Regions from separate parts of the Homo sapiens genome. Here region 1 is linked to region 2. The links are chromatin contacts, found by Hi-C or POLR2A ChIA-PET in ENCODE. All regions are on one chromosome and are shown on one strand. Each heading gives the region's core, a stretch centred on a gene start or an enhancer-like site at or near the end of the contact. The rest is flanking DNA. Distances are from core to core; before and after follow the strand shown. Region 1 has its middle 130 kb from the start of LINC00161. Region 2 has its middle 99 kb from the start of LINC00161.

What was found. Hi-C counts contacts between places; a loop is a spot of excess contacts on that map. ChIA-PET counts read pairs that join two places held with the same protein, here RNA polymerase II (POLR2A). Pooled maps may share reads with other maps.
Region 1: a loop to region 2 is called in a map of PC-3, with 6 times the contacts of the local background. The contact joins two enhancer-like sites. A Hi-C loop is called at or near these places in 4 of 168 maps with a recorded cell type or tissue (MCF 10A, PC-3, heart right ventricle and 1 more) and 2 of 50 pooled maps. POLR2A ChIA-PET finds 5 or more read pairs at or near these places in 1 of 52 experiments (MCF 10A).

What each region holds. Positions count from the first base shown.
Region 1 is chr21:28,667,340-28,673,140 of GRCh38, forward strand. It overlaps a transcript of HEMK2 not described here. Among named protein-coding and RNA genes, the nearest start is that of LINC00161, 130 kb to the left of the region's middle. Within about 2 kb of position 4,280, at least 2 of the 41 ENCODE cell types and tissues checked have a DNase peak (open chromatin) inside an H3K27ac peak, as active enhancers do; they include PC-3, where a contact is called at or near this core.
Region 2 is chr21:28,635,062-28,641,604 of GRCh38, forward strand. It overlaps a transcript of HEMK2 not described here. Among named protein-coding and RNA genes, the nearest start is that of LINC00161, 99 kb to the left of the region's middle. Within about 2 kb of position 2,195, at least 5 of the 41 ENCODE cell types and tissues checked have a DNase peak (open chromatin) inside an H3K27ac peak, as active enhancers do; they include PC-3, where a contact is called at or near this core.

The DNA of each region.
Region 1 (5,801 bases), core at 3,030-5,529, 34 kb after region 2:
ATAATTTGTGTTTCTTTGATGAAAGAATTAGAATATGGGAAAAAAGTATTCTAAACCAAAACTATGAGAATGGGGGAAAGAGAGAATAAAGAAGCAAATATTGCAGCAGATTGTCCTTCACTCTCAAGAATGTGTCGAATACACATTTTGCTTCTGAAATCTGGAATCTTTCTGCTCTAGGTGGAAATCAGACTGCTTTTCTAGGAGTATTTATGTTGTTTCATGATGTGATTATTTCACATTGCATCATTGCATGCCTCTATCAAAACATCTCATGTAACTCATAAAATATACACCTACTATGCACCTACAGAAGTTAAAAATAAAAAGTTACAAAAGTAAAAGAGGGTGAAATTCATTTAAAAACACTATTCTAGAGGCAACAACAGAGGGGTCAAGGAAACAAGTTCTGAAATCCATCTTCTCATTGGTATGGCCTCCTAGCTGTGGGATCTGAGTTACGAATGTGTGATCCTTTGTGATCCTTCAAGTAAGGTTAATAATAATCACTACCTCATAGAGTTGTTGGGAGTATTAAATGAATTAATACATGGAAAGTGTTCAGGATGGCACCTGGCATATACTAATATTTATTAAGTATTCATTGTTATTACTGCTAATCAACCCAACAGCAAACGAGAAAAAACTCGTACTCTGTCTGGGAAACACAGAAGTCCTTTGGGGGAAAATTTAGTATCAAGAACAATCCTGAGAGTGTTCTAGGTCCTGGTCAAATCTCGTTATAAGCCAATTTTCCCCCTTTTCAGCATTTTCAACCAGGTTAAGTCAAATTAGAACAAACATTAAAGATAACCTTAAATAAGGCACTAAAGGCATCTTGAAATCTAACAGAAATGTGGAAAAAGGAATTTAGAGTACCATATTTTATCCCAGTTTTGCTGTGCTGTTATTGGATGTATCTTTCAGCTTTTGCTGCAATAATGCTGCATAAGAAGCAATACCAAAATCTCATTGACTTATAACAACTGAAATTTGTTTGTCACACATGGATCTGTGAGGTAGCCATGGTGACTATGCTCCAGGCTATATATCTGGTTCCTGTTCCTCAGTCTAAGACTTATAACATCGCTCAAAGGCTGATGCAGCTGTAGCCACCTAAAGAAGTTTTTATCATGGCAGAGGGAAGGAACACAAGAGAAAAAAAGCAACGACATAAACAAATTGAAAACCTTATTTGAACAGGAAGTAGGTCACTTCTGCTCACATTTCATTGACCAAAATAAATCACATGACCAGGTCCAATAGCTATGTAACAAGGAAGTACATGCCTCCTGTGCTGGTATGGTCGAGGGCAGTATTTGCTGAACAATAATACAATCAATCACACTTGCCAAACTACCAGGGTTCCATCCATCAAATTCAAGACATATACTGACCACTTCAATTAACCGTGTATTAGTGATATAGGTCTCAAATGTTGAAGAGCATCAAAATCACCTGGGGAAATTGTTAAAAAGTATAAATGACCTGGCCTTCCCACAGTGATTCTAATGTAATGCATTTGAGGATGGGACCTAGGATCTGTATTGTTACCAATCTCATCAATAATCCCATCATACACCAAAGTTTGAGAATCACTGGTTTGCAGAAAGCTATGCCTAGAGATTAGGACAAGTCACTATTCAGAGCAGGTGCCTACTTTTTGACTTGCTGTCCCAGGGAAGAAGGGAAGATGACACAACAACATTCCCACTTGTAGAAAGAAGAGAATAAACTGGGCTGGGTGCAGTGGTTCATGCCTGTAATCCAGCACTTTGGGAGGCCAAGGTGGGCCAATCACTTGAGGTCAGGAGTTTGAGACCATCCTGGTCAACATGGTGAAACCCTGTCTTTACCAAAAATACAAAAATTAGCCAGATGTGGTGGTACACATATGTAATCCTAGCAACTCGGGAGGGTGAAGCAGGAAAATCTCTTGAACCCAAGAGGCGGGGGCTGCAGTGAGCCGAGATCACACCACTGCACTTCAGCCTGGGTGACAGAGTGAGACTCAAAAAAGGAAGAGAATAAACTGAAGTTTCTGATGGATTGGATGTTGGCTCCCAATTATTTCCCCTCTGTGTTTTCATATCTTTGCCATTTGACTTTGCAGTTCCTCCCACTGTTTCCCTACCTTGTGGTTAGACTTAACCATGTGACTCACTTGGCCAGTGAGATGTGGGCGAAGTAACAGAGTGCCAGTTCCAAGCTTAAACCGTGTTCCTGCTTACCCTCTTGATCTGTACCTTGAGAACAGCTTTTCCTGGTAGCTGCTGCCAGTCCAGACAGGACCCCAGAGTTACACATTGACCAGCCTAAGCCCAAGCAAGAAGCCAAGCCCAGCTGGACCCAACTTGAATCAGAGCTTTTTAGCCAAGAGCAGTTAGATCAATCCATCTCCATATGAAATCCATACACATGAAAGAAAAACTGATTGCAATTTTGAGCCAATGGATTTGGGGGTGACTTGTCACTCAGCAAAAGCTAACTCATAACCTCTCCCCAGTTTTAGCATTATTTGGGTAGCAGGAGTGGGAACTCATGCTCCCTACATTGAAAAGGGGCTCAGACTTTAAGCAAAATAATTTTCCTAATTTTATGAAACATTAAGGATATATACTACTAGGAAGTATTCTCATCTGAATTCACAGTGTGTCATTTATTTGAATATACCTGAAGAACGAAGCATATGAATGTAGAAGAGTGAAATAAGAGAAAATAGGAATATTTAGGTCATATAACAGCATCATTTTTTTTTTCAAAATAGAAACAGATTGTTGTACAGAATCCAGCAATCCTGGTGGAAATACTCTGCAATGGAAGCATGTTTTCCATTAACTTAAATATTGTGTTAACCTCAATCAAAAATATACTTTCTTAAACTAAATACAGAATTTATAGTTTTGAGAAACAGAGCCTACAGTCTAAATGGGCAAAGGAACTGATGCAAATGACTCTGTCCCACATGATTAAAAATATTCTTAGTTTTATTTTGTAAAAATGAAATTAAAACCTAAAATAGAATTTATTCTGTCACTCAACCAAACATTTAGCCATGTGTGGTATCTTTTACATCTCCAGAGTCCATTTTCTTTTCTCATTGCTGTGTACTGTCTTGAGGCCATAAGGACACGGTTTCTCTCTATTCAATAAAACTACTCAAGAAAAACTTCTCACACACAGACAGCCTCTATCATCTCAAGACTCTTGGAGGCTGACATTGCAAGGCAGATCTTTCTACTAAGCTAGTGAATCTGAGAAGTATTGTCAGAGCTCTGTCCTGTTAGAAAGTGTATTAGTCCGTTTTCACACTGCTACAAAGAACTTCCCTGAGACTGGGTAATTTATAAAGCAAAGAGGTTTAATTGACTCACAGTTCCACATGGCTGGGGAGGCCTCAGGAAACTTACAGTTGTGGCGGAAGGCTAAGGAGGCATGTCTTACATGGCAGCAGGCAAGAGAGAGCATGTGAAAAAGGAACTGTCGAATGCTTATAAAACTGTCAGATCTTGGTGTGAACTCTCTCACTATTACAAGACAGCATGGGAGGAACCACCCTCATGATCCAATCACCTCCCACCAAGTCCTTCCTTCGACACATGGGGATTATGGGGATTACAATTTGAGATGAGATTTGGTTGGGGACACAGAGTCAAACTATATCAAAGAAAGTGATGCAACAGGTAATATATTGTATATCTGAGTTGCACTCTGGGCTTTTGGGCTTAATGGGAGTGTCTTGCTATGAAGAAGAAAGATGTATGGAACAAGGAGGGGCAAGAGCCTTCACGGGAGGCTCAGGCCTCAGAGACTGCAGCCAGCTTTGGATCTTGCCTGTGATCCATGTATTTCTCCTGTACTTCATCTTTGCCTTTTGAGGGACCAAACAAATGTGGAAACTTAATCACGTCTTCGAAAGAAAGTGAGAACAGGCAGTGGTGGGAGAGAAGCAGTGCACTGTTGGAAGAAAGAGTAAAGGTCCAAATAAATCCTGTCTGAAAACCCAAGGTAATAAAGTGGGCCCTAATCATGAGAGGAAGATTTCAGGTTAACGCTACCATGCATCCTCCTTTTGCAGGCAACCTCTTCCTCTGGCTGCTAGAAAAGGAAGAATCCTCTTCATATATCCAGCCTTAGAGGTGAGCAAAGACCAACTCTGTATTCATTTGACATGAAATCAAACATTTCTGGGACTAGAAGAAGTGATTTCCCAGCCCAGAAGACTATGATGATAAATACAACCTGGATTACTGCAGTGTGGTAGGAGTGGGGTGGGCAAATAACCTGGTGTTTATAACGTGTTTAGAAGACTCAGAGTGCTTGATGCTAATTCCCAAGAAGCTGAGTTTCGTATAGCAATGCCAGGGATATCATCATTCCATAAATCTCGTTTACACCCTTAGTCACTAGGAAGCTTGGCTTTTTTATTACATCTGACGGTTGCTTCCACAATCATAAACATGATCCTCTGAATCATTTCCACTCTTTGAAAATGTTAGTTTTAATGTCACACGTAAATTCTGCCATAGCACTAATATTCACAATTTAATTTGCAAAACCTTTAATCCAATATATGGTCTCCCCTATCATTTCGCTGGAAAACAGAAAATTGTGAAATTCTGTGACTTATTCACTCTACAGTGGAGCAGAACAACTCAAGACCCATCAATCACATGACCAGTCATAGGCAAGTTTAAAGTACACGTTGTTTTTCAATCACCAGAGCACATTAGATAGTAGGCTCTTTTGCAAAGCAAACTCCCAAAAAAAGAAACATAGGCTTAAATAGTTATCATTCTCATTAAACATTTGTCTAGTTCTCTCTTCACTTGAAACAGATGTTAAATCATTTGGAACTTCCCTTTGCTGAGTCCTGTCCTCCACAGAGGCTTGTTCTCTGTCTCTTTCTCACCCTCTGTCTTCCTCAGGTTAACAACTGCCCCAAGTACCAATCTATAAGGGATACTGCCTATCACTGGGTGTTAAATTTCCACTGGAAATTTAAGATGTAGAAAATGGTATTGACCATAATATTTTCCAAGGAGAGGACTGCATATGTTTACAAAGAGAGCTTTAAGTCATTTGTAGCCAAAAAGACTCTTGAGGTGAATCCTAGAATTGCAAATAAATGTTTGCTCCTCTGCCCTGTCAGAAATGTGCAAGGCTCCTGTTTGGTAGAAAAGAACATGCAAGTTTTGGGGCCTGAGCTGAATTTCTCCATTAATAGAGAAGAAAGCGGGCTCTCCAGGAGGTGGTCTTTCTCCTCTTGTTCCCCAACCAGTGTACACCCCTCCTTTAAATTAAATGTAGAGAGAATATTTAAAGACAATGGTTTAAGGTGGTGCTGTATTAGTAGGCTATCCAAGACACTTGTATGACTCAAAGCAACCAAATGCCCTGCTCTTTTTCTCTTCTTGACGCTGCTCTCTCTTTCCATTTTTCTTGACTTGTTTTAATTTAAAAATTAAAAATGTAATTCTTCCCTCACAGATGTGAGCTAAGTCTCAGCTCTTCCTTTTATCTCCCAACTCCTGATTCAACTAAGCAAACAAAAAATACCTTCCTTTTCTATTCTTCCTTCTACATGATAAACGCAAAAAGAAGGAAGGCAGAGAGAGAGAGAAAGAAAAAAAATAAAAAAAGAGAGAAAGAAAAAGAAAGAGAAAGAAAGAAAGAAAGAAAGAAAGAGAAAGGAGAGAGGGAGGGAGGAAGGAAAGAAAGAAAAGAGAAGAGAGAGAAAGAGAGAGGGAGGAAGGAAGAAAGAAAGGAAGGAAGCAAAGAAGGAAGGAGGGAAGGAAAGA
Region 2 (6,543 bases), core at 945-3,444:
CTCTGAATGATCTATGATCTATGTGTTTAATGTCCTCATCTTTTTTTTTTTTTTTCTTTAGATGGAGTTTCGCTCTTTCTCCCAGGCTGGCATGCAGTAGTGCCATCTCGGCTCACTGCAACCTCCACCTTCCGGTTTCAAGTGATTCTCCTGCCTGAGCCTCCCAAGCTAGCTGGCATTACGGGTGCCTGCCACCACACCCAGCTAATTTTTGTATTTTTTAGTAAAGACAGGGTTTCACCATGTTGGCCAGGCTGGTCTCCACCTCCTGACCTCGTGATCTGCCCACCTCGGACTCCCAAAGTGCTGGGATTACAGGTATCCTCATCTATTAAGTAATAATCAAGTCTTCCTCATGAGATTTTAATGGCACTTAAATCAAAGGAAGTAAAACATCAAGCCCACAAGGATTAAGTGTACAATTAATGTTAGTCATCATTACCACTAAAAATTAACATGAGCTTAAATATATACAAACTATAGAATATAGGCAGCAGGCTCCATTCATTTAAAAACTACTGATACTACACTACTGTGTACCAAGCATGGTTCTACACATCTTATTTAAAAATAACTCATTTATTTAATCCTCATAATAGCTCCAGGAGGTAGGTACTATATCACCTAGCCCTATTTTAAATATGAGGAAACAGTGGCCACTCCATTACTAAGTTGCAGACTCATGATTCACTCCCAGGCTCCCAAGACAATGCTCTTTCAGTGCTGTCTAATAGAACTTTCTACAATAATGGAACTGATTTGTCTGTGCTGCCCAGTATGCTAGGCCCTGGGCACGTGTAGTAATTGAGCCCTTAAAATGTGGTAAATATGCTTGAGGAATAGAATATTTTATTTCATCTCATTTTAATTAATTTAAATTTAAATAGCCACAGGTGGCTGGTGGCTATTGGACAACACATGCATAGACCACCCCGTTGCATTGCTTTATTAAAGGGCCAGTTCCACTGAAGAAACTAGTAGAGACCCTTATCCACACTGTGCTTGTTCCACACTTGCCTACAGTGGTTGTAGTTCCTTCATTCGGGACCTTTATTACTATCTTCTTTAAAAATAAGTTGCCTTTTTTGGTACATTGAGTATCTTCAGTACAAGGAAATTTTGCCTTCAAAATACCCCACTAATAATGGTTCATCCTGTAACTTTTTATCCCTTTTGCCTACTTGTTGTACTTGCTTGATGCCAGACACTATTCTCTAGCCACAGGTTACATGCAGCTTTCCGCACATGGCCACCCCATGTTCTCCAGTTAGGACACGGGTTCTATTTTGCCCTCTTTTGTAGAGCTAGCAACTGCTTTATTGTTGTCTGAGCTGAAAATGGAGCCTTGATGGACAAAAACAGACATCTTATCACTTTTTAACGTAAAACCATCAAACTTGGCTTTCCGTTGATCCACCAAATTATGCTTTTACTTTTGCCTCCATTTCATAAAATTAACTACCCTAAGCATGCCTGTCTAATTGCAAATTTCCATTCCCTCATGTCCAACCTCTGCCTCCCACTGCACCACTGTAATTTGCCAAGTGAAACCTGCCCAAGTTCAGAGAGACTCAGGCAAACAAAACTCACGAAAAGGAGTACTTTTTTGTCCGGAGTTAAATCAATATTGCAATGAAGAAAATAATCTCCTTAGAATGACAGTACATGCATCTTGCTTCCCATTCCCATTTTATGTAATTATCTGTGCTGTGATGCTCGATCCAAACAAGTGCTGTCTCATTTGTAATCAGGGCAGAGAGTACGACTCCATCACTTTTACCCGAGTCCCTCATACAGCATTGCTTGTGATCAGAATTTTCAAAACTGCATTTCCAAAATCACAACTGGGATCATTTTTGCTTAGAAGCCACGTGACAGAAGCCTCACAGACAAACCTGAAATCTTAAACAAGCTTTAAAAGTATGACATAATGATTATCCGATAATGTCTAAAAGCAAGTGGCACATTCAGGTAGTTCAGTTTGATTTGCTGTGCTCAGAGTCGACTGGGTAGTTCATGTGCAAATCTTCTGCTAAGTCATTTCCTCTCTTTGTTTTCAGACTGGATTTCCAAGCAAAATATTCATATCTTTTTCTGTACATAGACTGACTCAGCCTTGCCACAATTTTGTGGGCAGAAAGGGTATGTGTGTTATGTACTTATCTTATTCATCATTGTATGATATTAGGGTGGTGATTCTGAGATATGTTAATTTTTCTTGTTTTCATTGGATTCTTTTCTTTCCAACCTTCATTCCTATTGATGTGTTCATAGGTTATCATTTGTGTGATTTTTGAGACACAATGAATCAAAGGGATTAAAAGATCACTTGGATACACAATTTTTTCATTGATATAACAGTGGGCACTTGCCTCTGCATGTAACAGAAATTAAAAAAAAAAAAAATGGAAGAATCCCCATGTGTTGCTCTCAACAGAGCTGAGAATCGCATTACCAGAGGCATGACTGGCGTAGACCTCTCATGCCACACAAATGCCTCACTTCTCCACCTGGGGTTAGCAAAAAACTTTCAGTCAACACTTGCATTCATGGCTCATAAATGTTGAGACTTGAGCAGCCTTCTTGCTAGGTGGGTTTCTATGCGGGGGTAGGAGTTTACTCTGAAATTAATTGTAGAATTTCTCTAGGAAGCCAAGCTAGCTGAATTCATTTATTCTGAGTTCAGAATTATGAAAAAGTGAGACCAGTTTTAAGTTTTACATTTTGAAGAATTTTAATATAAGCATGATAGTTTACAACTGCTGTGAGTGAGAAAAAAAATTCTCTGTGTTCTTGCTTCTAATTTGATTTGAATCCATAAAGTATATCTCAATCAGAAAGCAACTTGTTGTAAAGGAGAAAAATAGAATTTATAGACATGAAAATAAATAGATGAAAATCATGGGTGGTTATTTGATCTTTAGAAGGTACAAAGTAGCCACAAATTATGGGTACCATTTTCTTCCACATTTTAGTTTTACATTCCTGAAACTTGGGGTATGCATTTATTCAATAGTCATTCACCCTGCTAAGCAGAGGGAACACAACGAAAACAAGATACAAATCTTGCCCTCAAGAAGCTCACAATCTACTTAGAGGGTATTAACATAAATATTTTAAAAGAAAGTCCTTAAGTGTAGGGGTAGGAATATGAATGGAGTATTAGAAAAGCATAAGCAAAGGCATCTAACCCATCAGGCTTTCTGGAGGAGGTGGGATCTGGTCTGCAATTTGAAGGTTATGTAGAGGGTCACTATGTGAAAGGAGGTATAGGAAGAGCAAAGGAACTGGAAGGAGGAGCACGGTGCACAGGCAAATTAAGTGTTTCCACATTGCCAGAGAGAAAACCATGAGGTACAGATTAATAAGAGCTAAGCCTGGAGAGGCCAGCAAGATCCTGATCTTCAGGGTCTTACTTATAGCATGTGGTGGAAAGCATTCTGCCGTTTTAAGCAAAGGAGAGGACATGTCTGATTTTGTTTTTAGTGGCGTATGAGTTGGTTTGTGCTGCAAAAGAAACAACTGCCTCAAAACCTAGAGGTTTAAAAGAATGAATAGTTAGCTCATGATCCTGAGGGCAGTTCTTCCGAGCAGCCCAGCTCAGCTCATTCTACCTGGCCCTCTCCTGTGTCTGCAGTCAGCTGGCAAATTGTCTGGCAGCTAGATGATCCAGGCTGGCCTCACGTACATGGTGATTGGGGGCTGTCTGCCGGAGCTCCTTGGTTTTCCACCACATGGCCTCATATGCACCAGCACGCTAGCTTGAGCTCACTCACATGGTCTCAGGATTCTAGGACAAGCAAGAGTGAAATCTGCCAGGCTATTTGAGGCCCAAGCTCACAATGTGGACAACGTCATCACCACCACATTCCATTTCTTAAAGCCAGTCACAAGGCCAGTCTAGATTCAAGAGAGGTGTAGTGGAGAGGAATGGCTCGCTTTTATGGGAGAAACTGTAGGTTTTACCAAACTGCTACAGAGAAGGACAACCAAAGACAAGAAAGCCAGTTAGGAGATGCTGTGTACTGTAGCCTAAAAATGAGATAATGGGCCTAATCTAAAGAAGCGATAGCAATGGAGAAAAGGAAACCAAGTTAAGAAACCTTCATGGATAAAATGGTAGAATTTCATGATTGACTAGATCAAGATGAGAAAGAAGAAATCTCTAGTTTGACCAAAAGAAAGATAGAAACTAAATATTTGTGTGCCTTATGTGTTTATTGAATTATCTTAACAACATACCAATGGCCAATCCTTATGCAAGTACCAGGTGTGCATCAAGAAAAGTAGAGAAGAATGTGGATCAATTTTATTTAGCACATATTAATTTAACACCCCCAGTTCTAGTGCCAACTAACGACCCTACCTTCAAGGAATTAATACTTCAAGAAACAAGGTACACAGGAAATCAGGTAATAATAGAAAATAGTAACTGATCAAATGATAAAATATATAGTAAAGATAGAAAGTGATACAGAACACAGAAGGAAATTCCAGAAGAGTCAGGGAAGTCTTCATGGAGCAGGTGGGACCTAAATAAGGTGGATTTTATAACCAAAAAGTCTCATAAATATTAGCATTATATTAATTTATCCGAGTATCATCTATATGACTAGTATACATACTTTTAATGTCTTTTCCACATTCCATTGCTAAGAGAATTGAAATAAATAGTTATTCAAATCATGTTCAATATTCTGTGGTTCAGACGAGGAACCCTGATTAAGAAAATCTGGTTTACACATTATTTCTTGGGATTCAGATTCTAGTTGTTAAAAATCTGTCAAAACTTGTGCCAGTAATGAGCCAATCATCCAGTACAAAGGCATGCTAGGAGCAAAGCCAGATTGAACCAAGAGAAGGTATTAGGAAACCAGCAGGGATCTGAGGGGGTGGAGGAGGTTGGAGGGAGAGAAAGAAAGGCTGAGTTGTAATCCTGGAGACAAGGTCCTATTAGCAAAGAGGCCTAGGGAACATTCACTCCAATTTAGAAGAGAAAACAAAGTCCAGAGGAAACCCACAGTCTCTGGCACATGGAAAATAACAATTTTTAAATGAATCTACAGATAGATAGAAGAATGCAAACCAGGGAATGGGGAGGGAAGATATCAAGCTGTCATTCTGAGAGTTCCGAACAGTGTGGAATTAGAAAATGAAGAGTAGCAGACGCAAGTAGGAAGCACTTTCTACCAACCTCCCATGATGACCAGTGCTCTGGGGAGATGGAGACACAATGGAGAGCCAAGATCTTTAGGCTCATGATGGCTCAGGAAGAGGGGTCACCATCTAAGAGTCCTTCAAAAGTGCTTGGAGCTCTTGTGCGAGGGCACAGGATGGACACGAATATTTCTAAATTTTCTCGTATCCAGCAAGGAAGCTGTTTACGTAATAATTCATTGAGTTTGGGGAAGAGTTGAGTCAACATGCAGATCCTAGAAACAATCAGAATGGTACTACAGCGGAATCAGGGGCAACCACAAACCAACAGAAACATTCTCACCCTAAATCAAATTAAGGTATCTCTGAAATCCCTGCATCTGCAGAAATCTAGCTATCTGGAAAGTTTCCTCTGACAACTACTACTACCACTGAGTACTTCTTGGAGTCCCTAGTGGATGTCTGATCTAGGCTTCAAAACAAATCCAATCCTCTAGGACTTGGCTGATTGATCCAATGTTTCTTTCTCATCTGCCCAGCTGCCTTCTGGTTTATGTGATCTGCCATCCTCCAACACCCTGCCTTTTGTTCTAGGTGCATCCACTTCTAATTAACATTTCACCTTCTGTCTAACTCTGGTCTGCCCTGCAGGAGATCATGGCTGCTATGAAGAACAATCACAGTGCTAAGTATGTATGATGTTAGGTGAAGACACCCTTTGACACTCTCAGAAGGAAATTAAAGGAATATTCTACCCTACCGCGCATATTGGGCTTTTAGTAAAAATTGTTGTAAAAATTTACTGTTAAGAAAAACTGACTAGTGCCTCTTTGTTATTGTCTTTTTCTTTCTATTCCTTTTTTCATGCTTTTTTCATCTGTCATTTTTCTTTTGCTGCTGTAAACTCACAAAGGAATAAAAAAATCCTTGTTTCCTCACTTTCACCACAGATAGAAGGTACCAGCAATTGTGTTTTTAAAAGTCTAAACTCTCCTTCAACTACAACTCCAGGGGAAAGTACAGTTTTCATATTTCGGATCCATAAAGATAGAAGAAGTCAGGAAGAGTAATGGAAGGTGATGTTTTGAACTGAAGAGAAGTGCCCCAATACCTAGGGTGGCTTCTTTGAGTTAAAAGAAGGCAGTGGTGACAATGAACTTGCAGTGTGCCCCCCTCCTACCCACAGACAAGGGCTGCAGAACCTCTAAAAAATGGGCTATATAATGGCTTAAGGCCTGACCACCTGGAAGTCTTCTTATCCTGAGCCCAGAGCCACCCATTTCCTAACAGAACAGATAACCCTAAACAATGAGCATCTCAAAAGAGACAATGATGGATAGAAGGTCAAAGGATTTACCCCAATCTTCTGGATTGGAAAAGCTCCTT